Linked DNA regions of Homo sapiens: region 2 is linked to region 1. A link is a contact called in ENCODE Hi-C or POLR2A ChIA-PET data. All regions are on one chromosome and are shown on one strand. Each heading gives the region's core, a stretch centred on a gene start or an enhancer-like site at or near the end of the contact. The rest is flanking DNA. Distances are from core to core; before and after follow the strand shown. Region 1 overlaps ITGBL1 (integrin subunit beta like 1). Region 2 overlaps ITGBL1 (integrin subunit beta like 1).

What was found. Hi-C counts contacts between places; a loop is a spot of excess contacts on that map. ChIA-PET counts read pairs that join two places held with the same protein, here RNA polymerase II (POLR2A). Pooled maps may share reads with other maps.
Region 2: a loop to region 1 is called in a map of PC-3, with 6 times the contacts of the local background. The contact joins two enhancer-like sites. A Hi-C loop is called at or near these places in 5 of 168 maps with a recorded cell type or tissue (PC-3, PC-9, ascending aorta and 2 more) and 4 of 50 pooled maps. POLR2A ChIA-PET finds 5 or more read pairs at or near these places in 3 of 52 experiments (AG04449, K562 and Panc1).

The regions. Positions count from the first base shown.
Region 1 is chr13:101,454,219-101,460,579 of GRCh38, reverse strand. All of the region lies in intron 2 of ITGBL1 (integrin subunit beta like 1), which reads right to left. Among named protein-coding and RNA genes, the nearest start is that of ITGBL1, 4.7 kb to the right of the region's middle. Within about 2 kb of position 4,564, at least 5 of the 41 ENCODE cell types and tissues checked have a DNase peak (open chromatin) inside an H3K27ac peak, as active enhancers do; they include PC-3 and PC-9, where a contact is called at or near this core.
Region 2 is chr13:101,496,549-101,502,912 of GRCh38, reverse strand. All of the region lies in intron 2 of ITGBL1 (integrin subunit beta like 1), which reads right to left. Among named protein-coding and RNA genes, the nearest start is that of ITGBL1, 47 kb to the right of the region's middle. Within about 2 kb of position 3,317, at least 2 of the 41 ENCODE cell types and tissues checked have a DNase peak (open chromatin) inside an H3K27ac peak, as active enhancers do; they include PC-3 and PC-9, where a contact is called at or near this core.

The sequences.
Region 1 (6,361 bases), core at 3,315-5,814:
GAGCCCTGTCCAAATAAAGCAGTACAATTGAGGAAAATTGCTGTGCATGTTTGGCACTTGCTTTCAGAAAGAAAACATTTAACTTTTATACGTCACTTGGGCTAAGACAATATGCATTTATCGAACACAGATGAATGTAAGAAAGTAGAGCTCCCGAAAAATGGCTTACATGCAGTGGGTGAGCTAGTGGGGAACTCCTGAATGTGTTTCCAAAAACTACAAGCGATGTGAAGACTATGAAGAAAATACAGGAAAGAGGCAATGTGAAAGCCAGTCTGTCTGTTACAGACATTTATTTACTGGTGAAGGGGATTCAAGGCAGATAATATTCTTACGTGCTTGGTGCCTCCGACTCAGAGACATGGAAGGGCTATTTTGCGAAAGAGAGGGGGCGGTAAATCCAAGATGGGCTAGACGGAGGTGAAGGAGTGGGCAAGGAAGACAGGATGAGGATTGAAGGAAGGGAGAGAAGATGAAAAATAGAAAAAGACTAGTAAAGAAAAAGCCTGAGTAAATCCACAAGTAGGCTTGGAGGGAGATCGTTCAACAATCTAAGAAAAATGCAATTGGAAGGGAAAGGCAAGTCGAACAGTCCTCAGGCAGCCTCAAGAGCCAGGAAGTCCAGTTCTCATGAATAACCACATATAATTCCCATACTACTTACTTCGTAGTATAAAAGTCAAATATCTTCAAGAAAAAAAATTACTAATTTTTACATATTAAAAATGTTTCAATGTATTCTAATTATTTTAATTGTTATATTGTTAATATTTGAACACATAAATCAATGTTTATAAGAATGGCTTATATTTATTTTTTATATTTATTTCTTATTTATTTGAAACAGGGCCTCCCTCTGTTGCTCAGGCTGCAGTGCGGTGGCATGATCATGGCTCACTGCAACCTATGCCTCCTGGGCTCAAGCCATCCTCCCCTCTCAGCCTCCCTAGTAGCTGGGACTACAGGTGTGCACCATGCCCAGCTAATTTTTGTATCTTTTGTAGAGACAGAGTTTCACCATGTTCCCCAGGCTGGTCTCAGACTCCTGAGATCAAGCCATCCCAGCTACCTCAGCCTCCCAAAGTGCTGGGATTACAGGTGTGAGCCACCACACCCAGCTAAGGATGGCGTATAGTCTGAATAAATGTAGAAGTATATAAAGGATATGAATATTAAATAAATTTATACATACATACATAAAATCATGCTCAATGTCACACAGAATAGAAGGTTCTTCATATCCATAAGGATACTGTTACAGAAAAAGGCACTAAATATCAGGTAAATTAAAAACCTGGCTCAAGGTTAACAACATAAACAAGTTAACCCACGTTAACAATTCAGACAAGATTCCCATCCTGCCCCAAACGTGGTGGCCAATGAAATCAGAATCTCTTTCTGCTAGCATTAATTTTTCATTTTATATCAATTCCACTTAAAAATGAGAGTTCTTTTAAAAGAACTTTAAGTCATGGATTTGGTTATCTGGTTCTTTCCTGTGATTTCTTGACTCCATCAGTTCCATCACACTTCTGATCTCGCAGACTTAAAAACCCAGCATGAGTTTTAATTCATCTTACTCATCCTTGGACACTAATTCATATTGATTTTACTTTTAAATGGCCTTTAAAAAAATAATAATTCTGTTCTTATTGCCTCTCCCGTGGAGTTCCTCCCCATTGGTTCTCTACTTTAACTTGCCATGCTTTTGGGCACCATACGGTCGGGCCTCCATATCTGTGGGCTCCTCATTGGCAGATTAAAACTATTCAGAAAATAAAAAAGTGTAGTACAAAATAATACAACTAACATACAGTATAACAACTATTTACATAGCATTTACATTGCATGAGGTATTATATGTAATCAAGAGATGATTTAAAGTTTACTAGAGGATGTGTATAGGTTACATGCAAATACTACACCATTTTATATGAGAGACTGGAACATCCTTGGTATCCACTGGTGGGGGAGGCTCCCTAGAACTAATTCCCAGCAGATATCAAGGAATGACTGTATTTCTTTCCATAAATCAGAGCACTAATGATCACTCCTATATTTGGACTCTTAATAGCTCTTATATGCTGTTTAATCAAGAACAAACTCTCTACAATATGATCAACTGTAATTCTCAACATATCTTTTATTACTTTCCTTACAGCTCTAAGATCCAGCCAAGCCAACCCTTGTAGCCCTATTTCCCAAACATCCACATGTTTTTCTGCTTCTACACTTTTGCTTAAGATTTTCCTTACTCAGAATTCCAACAGTCCACTTTTTGGATTAAAAAATCTCCCAGTACTCAAGTGCTTATGTCAAATGCTACCTCTTTCTCAAGAACTTTTAGCCATAATATATAACCCCTGGCTCAATGGAGCCCTCATAAAAATTTGTACAGATGATATTTTGCATTACATTATAGATATCTGGTATTTCTCTGTGTCTCCCTACTCAATGGTAAGCTGCCTTCTATCCCTCATCTTTACACTCCCTTCAACAGGACAGAGCCTAGAAAATATGCAGTGCTTCATAAGTGTTGCTAAATTGAATTCAATTAGCTCTTCCTAAATTACTAAAACTGAAACTCTTTAAGTGACATATTTCAACAGCAATTTCAAAAGATTTCTAAGAAAACAATACATTATTTAAGTGTCATTGTAGCTGGTCATGGGGTCAACCAGGAATGCTTTAGAAATATCAACTGAAAGTTTCTTTCCATGCAATCAAACATTTTGCCATTCTTTCTTTTTTTCTTTCCTTTTTTGTGATGGAGTGTCGTTCTGTCACTCAGGCTGGAGTGCAATGGCGCAATCTTGGCTCACTGCAACCTCTGCCTCCTGGGTTCAAGCAATTCTCCTGCCTCAGCCTCCCGAGTAGCTGGGACTACAAGGCGCACACCATCACACCCAGCTAATTTTTGTATATTTAGTAGAGACAGGGTTTCACCATTCTACCAAAATTATTTTACCCCTTAATAGACCATCACATCCATAGGAACACTCACTTGGCTGGATCTTTATGCTATAAAAGTCTGTGGAAGATGCATGTGCCACGAACAAGTGGACACTGGAAGAAACAGACTTCTAATGGAGGGAACCTAATCACTTTCAACCAGCGCAAACTATAATAAGTATGGTTCTTATGATTCACAGTATAATAATCCCAATGGACTTAACTTTAAAAGGGCATAGTGTATCTAATACAGCTGCCCTGAGGCTGGGCCAAAATAGTTATCCCTACTTGACTTTTTGGGCCTTGAATCAGTAACAGACCCAGACTACATGAAGAGAAGTAAATTGCTCTCACTGCATTAAATGCCCAACAAACACTGGGCCAGCTATCTATCTACCCATCTGTCATCTCCATCCACCCATCCTTCCATCCATACTAGCCCACTTGTTATGCATCATTGTAATAATATTATGTATATATACATTTTAATATGTACTGAGCACTTACTTCATGTCAGACACTAGTCTAAGTATTTTACATATGTTAAACCTTACAACAGCTCTATAAGTTAGGTACTGTTATTCCCATTTTACAGATGAAGAAATCAAGGCTCAGAATGTTTAAGTAACTGCCCAAGTTCATACAGCTATTAAGTAATAGGACTAGGATTTGAATCCTGGAAATTGTCTCCCAGAGTCCACACTTTTTTTTTGAGACAGCGTCTCATTCTTGTTTCCTAGGCTAGAGTGCAACGGCATCATCTCAGCTCACTGCAACCTCTGCCTGCCGGGTTCAAGCGATTCTCCTGCCTCAGCCTTCCAAGTAGCTGGGATTACAGGCACATGCCACCAAGCCCAGCTAATTTTTGTGTTTTTTAGTAGGGATGGTGTTTCACCATGTTCTCCAGGCTAGTCTTGAATCCTGACCTCAGGTAATCCACCTGCTTCAGGCTTCCAAAGTGCTAGGATTATAGGCATGAACCACCACACCCAGCCCAGAGCCCACACTTTTAATCACTCCATGATATAGTACTATAAGAGAAGGATTTTGTTTTCTTCTTAGAAGTTGGAGAGGTCTCCGAAAGTTACTCTATTTCTGGAAAGGACCTACAGGAACTTTCATGGAGGTGAAAGCACAGGGGCACATAAACATAGGAAACCTGCTATATTTCCATATTCCAGTGATACAACTGGAACTATCTCTTAAAAATAAAACTGAGAAGCTAAATTTGAAGCATGGAATACATCGACGGGCTCGCAAGGCAGCCCTAGGTGCTACTTGTAGGGATCTCCGCATGGGCCCCACAAACGTGGTCAGGGCATTTGCGGGGACAGATTCTGCTCAAGGCCCTGTAGAGTAAGTTTTGATGGGCATCAGTCAGCAAGATGAGAATAAAAAATGAACTTCATTATTCCATTCAGTATTAAAATAAAGAGAAGCATTTCATCTTCTACAGAAATGCATGCATAACCAAACAAAACCATGCTTGACTCAGTCCTGCATTTCGTATCAAGAAGGAAGGAATGCAGTGACTAAGATGCTATGAGTAAACAACATATCATTTTCTATGGGAGGGAAAAAGGAATGCTGTCTACCACAGCATTCCTTCTGCATAGTTTCTCGGAGAAAAGCACCAGCCTAGGTTCTTCAACAGGGAAAGTGAATCTGACGACACTCACAACTTTCACCAGTTAAAGGCTGCATCTTACCTCTTACTTCTCTAATAAAACAAGAGAAAAAGCCCTGGAAAATTTGTTCAAAATTCATGATATTGAAGAGGGCTTGCCAGAGGCCATAGGTCAGAGAAGCCAAGTAACAGTCAAATTTGGAATGAAATATTAGGCGGTAACTTAGCTTTCATTCCAAAGGGCTACCCTTAATTATACTGCGGTTTGTAGGACTGCGAAGTTAAATAACAAGTTGTGGCATCCAATATTTTAATTTTATTTATTAATTTATTTATTGAGATGAAGTCTCGCTCTGTTGCCCAGGCTGGAGTGCAGTGGCATGATCTTGGCTCTCTGCAACCTCTGCCTCCCAGGTTCAAGCAATTCTGCCTCGGCCTCCCAAGTAGCTGGGATTACAGGCACATGCCACGACGCCCAGCTAATTTTTGTATTTTTAGTAGAGACTGGGTTTCAGCAAGTTGGCGAGGCTGGTCTTGAACTCCTGACCTCAAGTGATTCACCTGCCTCGGCCTCCCAAAGTGCTGGGATTACAGGTGTGAGCCACCCCACCCAGCATTCAGTATTTTTAAAGAGTTGATCCACAGCCTTCACAGGGAAAACAAATCAAGTAGATGCACCTGCGCCCCTCCAAATTTCTTCTATGACTATTTTTTGCATTGCCAAGCAGCCTGCATATTAAGTAACTTATACACTACTGGGCCCAGGTTCCGAGAAAAAAATATTTTGCTATAAACTCATTCTTGATCTTTCTATGTTAGTGTTGGCTGTCTTATTATTCTTAGCTACATTGAGGGTAAAATAAGTGGCTGGTTTTTCCTACAAATTTGCCAAACCCTGGCTGGAATGCATTGTGTTGTGCTTTCACTAATGGAGTTCTGTGTCACTCACAAGGCACTAATTGAGGCTCTTGGCCTTAAGTAAAACGACACAGGTAAAGAGGTTAAGGGTGTTCTCTGGGAAGGAATTTTTTGACCCTTTCCAATATCAGAACCTGAATCACTCCTTAAAAATGTGCAAGGGAAATGAATGTATTTTCACTCCACCCTCAGAAAATACCAAGTTTCATTGCAACTCAAAAATTCAAGCAGCTAGAACAATGCAAGAACAGTCATTCTAAGTAAATATGTGCCCGTTTACTTTTTTCCTTGTTACAGTTTTCTGATATGCACTCCTGCCTGTGAACTATATTCTAATAATGAGAGGGCAAATCAGGCTTCAAAGACAAAACCTGCCTCCCTAGAATGGAGGAAAATAATACATTCCCCCTCCCACTGTTTCCTATGTAAAATAAAATACAGGCCTAAGATCTACAAATATTATCATTAACATTCTTGATAGGGATAGGAGAACCCAGTAAAATAACTCCATTTGTGAGGACATTGGGGAATTTAGTCTATAATGAGGAACTTTAGAGGCAAGTGAGATTTTAGAATTAAGCAAATGACGGCCAGGTGCAGTGGCTCACGCCTGTAATCCCAACACTTTGGGAAGCTCAGGAGGGAGGATAGCTTGATTCCAGGAGTTGGGGGGGGGGGGGGGGACCAGCCAGGGCAACATAGCAAGATCCCAACTTTAAAAAATCATAATTACAATAAAATATATAATTAAGTGAATGAATTTTTAAAACTTTACTTCCATTCAAGTTCAGAGCCTGGGGGATAAAAGTGTTGTGATAAATGATGCCAGAATTAACTAGCCAAAGTGTGACAATCGCAGTAACT
Region 2 (6,364 bases), core at 2,068-4,567, 44 kb before region 1:
AGGAACAATCCAATACATCTTGCCTCATTCTCTCTTGTCTCCAAGGGAATGACTGATGTAGAAAGAAACATCCTAAATCTTTCTTTTTTTCTTCCTGGAACGAGGCACATGAGAATTTAGGGGAAAAGGGCCTCTGGCATTCTTACTGGTAACATTTCCTTTGCATTATGTTTGGATAATGTATAATCATTGTAGAAGCAAAGACTGTGGTTTACTCATATCTCTCATAATTGCCAAACAAGGCATTAAATATTCAGAGTTAGCAATAAAAGTAATTTAATTAGTAAATGTATGAACCAGCCTACCTGTCCCCAAGTAAACAGAGCAACCATATAACTAGCAGTTTTTGAGAATAAATTTGCAGGCCAGGAGAATAAAATTAATTTAGAATGTTATCTCATATACCTAAGAGACCATTCTGAATCTTTCAGATGGAAAAGATTTGACATATGCCAGGCACACCATAATGCTTGTTGAATAAGTGAATAAATAAATGAAGGACTAGGCACCAAGATAATGATCTCTTTTGAAGAAAGAGAGTGAGAACAAACTTAGGATGGGACACAGGGCTCCAGCATGGCCACAGACTAATTTCTTAGCCTGAGTAGTAAATGTAAGAATTCAACCTTCTGATAACTTATTATATCACACATGGTCCTATGTGGTTTCCTTAATGTGTGTTTTATTTAACGAAGCAAATGTTTTAAATTGGAAAATAAAAAATAATAATGTGCATAAAATTAAAGACTTAAGGTTTAAGCTATCAAAGAGCATTAGTTGTTTTTTTTAAGTGTGTACTTATATCTATGATATCCATTAATCCCTAAATTAGGGTGTCTGCTTGGGGGCCAATACACATTCTTATTTTTTGTTTTGTTTGTATCCCACTTTCTTTCAACGATGAGGCTCACCCAAAAATGCCCTTTCAGGTGAGAGGGAAGCCTCTGGGGAAAAGGAACTGGCTTACATTCAACCTTCTGGTCCCCAATTTCTCCATCTTTGTGATAAAGGATTCCCAAAAATTCAACCATGAGCCACTTCAGGAAGCTGGTTAGGGAGCACATGTTATACCTGTCCTAGTCTGCTCACCACTGATCCAAAAGTTTATCTGTTAGGACAGACCTTGGAGATGTGCTGACCTTATGGGAACACAACAATCAACATTATAGTATATTCCATAGAACAAAACTGACCTTGCTGGGGAGTAGAGCCTAAGGTCATGTAGCCCTTACAGATCTTTCTATCAAAAAGTAGGAGTGGTGAGGGAGTTTAAGGGCTATCATGGGGCATTACAATTCTCTGGAACACTGTGGTTTCCTTGCTGGGTAATATCTAAGAGTCATTTTTCTTTTTTACGACATTGTATTTTTGTTTACTGTAATCATTGTATTTAAAGTGTTGTTGAGGATGTCAGTGTCAGCTGCATTCTCGAAAGGAAAGCTCTTCCTTGGTTTTGCCTGGAAATTGAATTCACAGGGCACTGCATGCCAGGACTCCCATTCCACTGGGTTCCTGGGAGCCAGCAGATAAGCTGGCAGAATAAGTCTAGCCACACCAACAGTAGATAACAGGACAGTCACTCTCCATACTATGGTCAACCATTACTGCAAGGATTCTGCAGAGGAGTGTGATTCAGGGAATTCTGGAAGCCTGGGCCACCAAAGATAGATCAGGAAATATGGGAGGAATTCTTACCATCTCTTCATTTCACCCTTCCTTTCCTGAAGAAAGGTCATCAGATTTAAGCCAGATTGCCTGCCAATCATCAATTAAGCCAAATAGCAGGAGCCAAAAGGTGAACCACCCATCAAACTAAACTCTACCCATTGTGAAGCAGAGGAGACACACAGTAGTAATCAGAATAACAACCACTAAGTTATATATCCCTTTACTGTTTTAAAATAATTGTCATTATTATTTCATTTACTGTCAGGAGGAAGCAGGAAGAGCAATTAGGTTAGATGAACTGTGAGTACATTCAGCTAGGTAATGAAGTTGGGATAGGATTCCAAGTTTAATTTGCTTTTGTCCTGAAATGGTTCAAAGGCACCCTCAGACTGGATGTTGCAGTAGACTCTGATATTTCATCTAGACTCAAGCCTCACAAAGGACTTACATGTGTATCCAAATAGTTTTCATTGTTATTATATTTAGAAAAACAGTCTGCTTAAAGGCTGTAAAATGCTACTTCCCACCAGGATGCCCTTCTGCATCTATGACTGACTTACATGAAAGTGCAGGAAAAATGCAACTGAATGGTTACTAACCAACCCAATATCAGAGAAGGGGCAGTTTCCTTTACCAATGGGTAAATCTGCTCGAGTTCTTTCTTTTTCTGAGAAATTCAGGAGGATTCATTAGTAAATGATTTTTAAATTCATGTAATTTGAAAGAATAATAATCTCTGAAGAATTTTGTAGCAGTTGGTTAATATTCAGAAAGAACATTTCGCTCCTGAGAAGAAAGGATTCACACAGATATAATAATATAGCATAATGAACCTCATTGACAAAGAGCAACATGACATTTTTAACTTGGCAATGCTTTAATTGCATCCTTATAAATGAAACTTTCATTTCCAATATCAGTCAGCAGGAATTTCACTACATTAAACTCTGTTATAAATGGGAATCCAATGGACTCCACTCATAACTATTCAAGAAAACAATTTATAAAGAGATACTGCATAATATATTTTATTGGACTTTTTTTTTCTGGCTTGTTGGAGCAGGCAATGATCAAAAATGATCCTCAACATGAGGAATTAAACAAAGTGTATTCTGGATTTACTGTCTTTATCCTTAGGTGTTATTTTGTGAGACCACAGAAAATGCAAGGGTCGAGTGGCCAGTTTTAATAAGACAAACTGATGGTGGAAGATAAACCTATGGCCTTCAGTGGGGGAAGGCATCAGATGAAAGGAGTGGTGACAGGCCCAAGGCCAGCCAGTGGCCACACCTGGAAAGCCACACTGAGGTCCAGGAGGTTGAAGAGCCAGTGGAAGGAGGCTGACGCAGCAGAAGGCAGGAATGTCCTCCATCTCAGGGGCAAATTAGGGGACACAGGCATCTAAGCCCTGAGCCATCTCTTATTTCTTGTTTCTCTTTTCCCCAATTATTTTTATGAAACATTTTAAATACAGAAATCTCTCTCCTTTTTTAAAGTCAGAGTAATCCAGTAAAGATTCCTATGGGGATATCTGATTATAAATAGAAAAATCAATTGCCAAAGTCTTCTATGTGACTCACACTAAAGGGACAGGGGAAGCATGAGGCATTTATTTGCCCAAGCAAGAAGTAGCAACTCTAGATCACTTCTCTTGTTCTCTTTGCTCCAGTTCCAAAAGTGAGTCAGGGCATTTTATAGTGAAAGTCAAAGTCGGGAGAAACGAACTTAAGGAGAAGAATATCTGAGTGCTAGCAAACAATTTTCTTTCTCCATATAAAACCATAAAAACTTCTACTGCCTTCTACTGTAAGGCAATCTCTGCAGCCATCTATGCTGCTGATACAATATATTTTGTACTGAGTACCTCTATGTAATTGCAGTGTAAAGACATGAGGGAGGGGTTGACAGAATTAAAGAAAAGTAGAAGCCAAAGCAGAAATATCCAGCAACACCTGGTCTTTGATAACTAGGATAAAGTTTGTAAAGCATAAGAAAAGTATATGTGGCAAATGCAGGAGTCTGAAGCTGCATTTTATTTTATTATTTTTGCAGATAGCCAGGAAACAAGCAGCATGAACTTAGAGCACAGATAACACAAGGCAAAATTGTGCCTGAAGAGGACATTCAGAAACTGATATGGTTTGGCTGTGTCCCCACCCAAATGTCACATTCAGTTGTAGCTCCCCTAATTCCCATGAGTTGTGAGAGGGAGATAATTGAATCATGGGGGCAGGTTCCCCCATACTGTTCTAGTGGTAGTGAATAAGTCTCATGAGATCTGATGGTTTTATAAGGGGCTTGGTTCTCATTTCTTTCCTTGCCCACTGCCATGTAAGACGTGCCTTTTCTCTTCCACCATGACTGCGAGGCCTCCCCAGCCACATGGAACTGTGAGTCCATGAAATCTGTTTCTCTGTATAAATTACCCAGACTCAGGTACGTCTTTATCAGCAGCCTAAAAACAGGCTAACACAGAAACCTAGGTAAAATCCCCATCTGCGGCCGTTCATGCTATTAGGCTCTAGGAGAAAGGACTGGAGGTTTAAGCTGAGTAATACATCATACACCTATATATAAGTATACAACTGAACAAATTATTTAGGTCATCTGTATATTTTTTAAACTGAATGCTTGATGACATTTAACCTCTTCCTATTTTTTCTTCATAAAATCATAAAGCCTTGAACAAAAATTACTTGAATTCTAAATTAACCCTACTATAGATCTCTAGATGTAAGCTGACAAAAGTATCACCCCTTACCATCTGTCTTGGATAAACAAATCACAGGTACTAACTTAAATACAGAAGAACAATTATAATGTGTATATGTATTTATGATTAAAAATATGCCACATATTTCTACTCTAAGACAAATCATTATGGAAGATTATTTTAACAGTCTTGGATGTACATCTTATTTGAGAAGTTAAAAATAAAAAGCTTGTTCACATCTGCAAGGGAAATACATTCTCATCAGGCCATATGGAAAGTAAGGCTACTCACTGGGATTTCAAAGGAAATGTAAGTTTGAAGTGGAGACAACTCCCAATAGAAGCTATATGAGGTCTCGGATACAGAACATTTTTTTTTGGTACAAAATTTAAAAAAAAGAAAAAGTGCAACAAAAATTTAAAGTGAAGGGTCAGATATATTAAGATGTGCATACCAGGAGTACCAAATCATAAAACTGAATGGAAAACCTTACTGAGTGAAATCCCAACACAGAACCAGACACTACTATTGGAAAAACATCCTGATCAGACAAAATCTCCCCCAACCTCGGCTGGAACTGTAGACGTATTAAACTGTGTGGAAGGAACATTCATCTTTGAATCCAAGAGCAGAGAATGTTGTAGTGGCCCGAAAAGGTAAAAAAAAAAAAAATTATCAGCTTAATTACTGTACTGAGAAGAGACAAAATATTTGCTTGAAGAGCCCCTCCACATCAGAGTTAAAATCTTCCCTACAAACCATTTGGTCATCATCTGGAGAGACTGCCCTTAAGGAGCGTGACATGGTCACTTGGGGAGTAAGGACCGAGAGCTTCCATCTCAGGAAGACAAGTACCACTAGAGACAGTGAGCACCTTTGCTCAGGAACTCCTGGTGGCCAACTTAAATTAAAACACACCAAGTGGAATCAAAACTTGTCTTTCGTTTCCAGCTTCACTTTTTCACTACTTTGCTCAATTACGTAGAACTTTTCAGACTCTGCCTCCATGGTTTACATGTCCTGGTCCAACGAAACAGGAAAAATTGACATTGCAATTACATATTTTGAGGATGGCATACGGACTGTGGGGTGAGTAGAAGGGAAAAGAAAATGTCATCGCCTTGTGTCTAAAGCTGGCTCCATCGCCTGCTACTCATATCACTGGGATCAAGTTTTCAGAACTCTCTAGTACTTAGATCATCAACCTACAATTGAGGGATTCAAAAGGATTTACTTAAAAGGAATAATGTGAGGAGTTAAATCATTCTTTTACAGTACTTATCACAGTTCCTTGCACATTTGTAGAATTAATGTTAGTTATAATAATTAATATGATTGTCAGGTAAATTTACTTACAGAGCCAGAAGGCTACTTCTAAAGTAAAGGGCCACAATTCTAGCTTCTCTCATCCTGTAAGGACAACTCTCCCTCTCTTTTCCCTCTGGCCTCAGAACTCCCAGGTGGGTCAGCAGGCCCCCAGGCCTCTCACACTGTGGGCTTTGCCCTCTGCCATGCTTGTCCCAGGCTCCCCTGGCTCCTTGACATCCCCTTTACTATGATCTACATGCCTGATACTACAACATCCCAGGCTTTCCACAGGCCCCTGTGAAACAGATCCTGTTTACCTAATTCCTCCATGTTCATCTCTGGATTTTTAAGGACACCTTTATTCAGGATATGGCAGGAAGCTTCCACAAAAGTACCTTTATTGGATGAAAATTAAGGACATGGGAGAGGATTGTCCTACCTGAAAGTCAGAACAGGAAGAATTCAGCTCTGCAGGAATTAATATTCAACATAATGGTCTCTAATATATGTGTGGATTTGTGATTACCGCTATAATGACAGAGAGCAGTGGCAAGAAGGAAGTTGAGGATGGTAAGGGTAAAAGGTTCCAAGGGAAAGTCAAAGGCCATTGATACTGATTATCAATATTTTAAAAAACCAATAAGATGAGAAGTGGAAAGACTTAAAAATAGATTT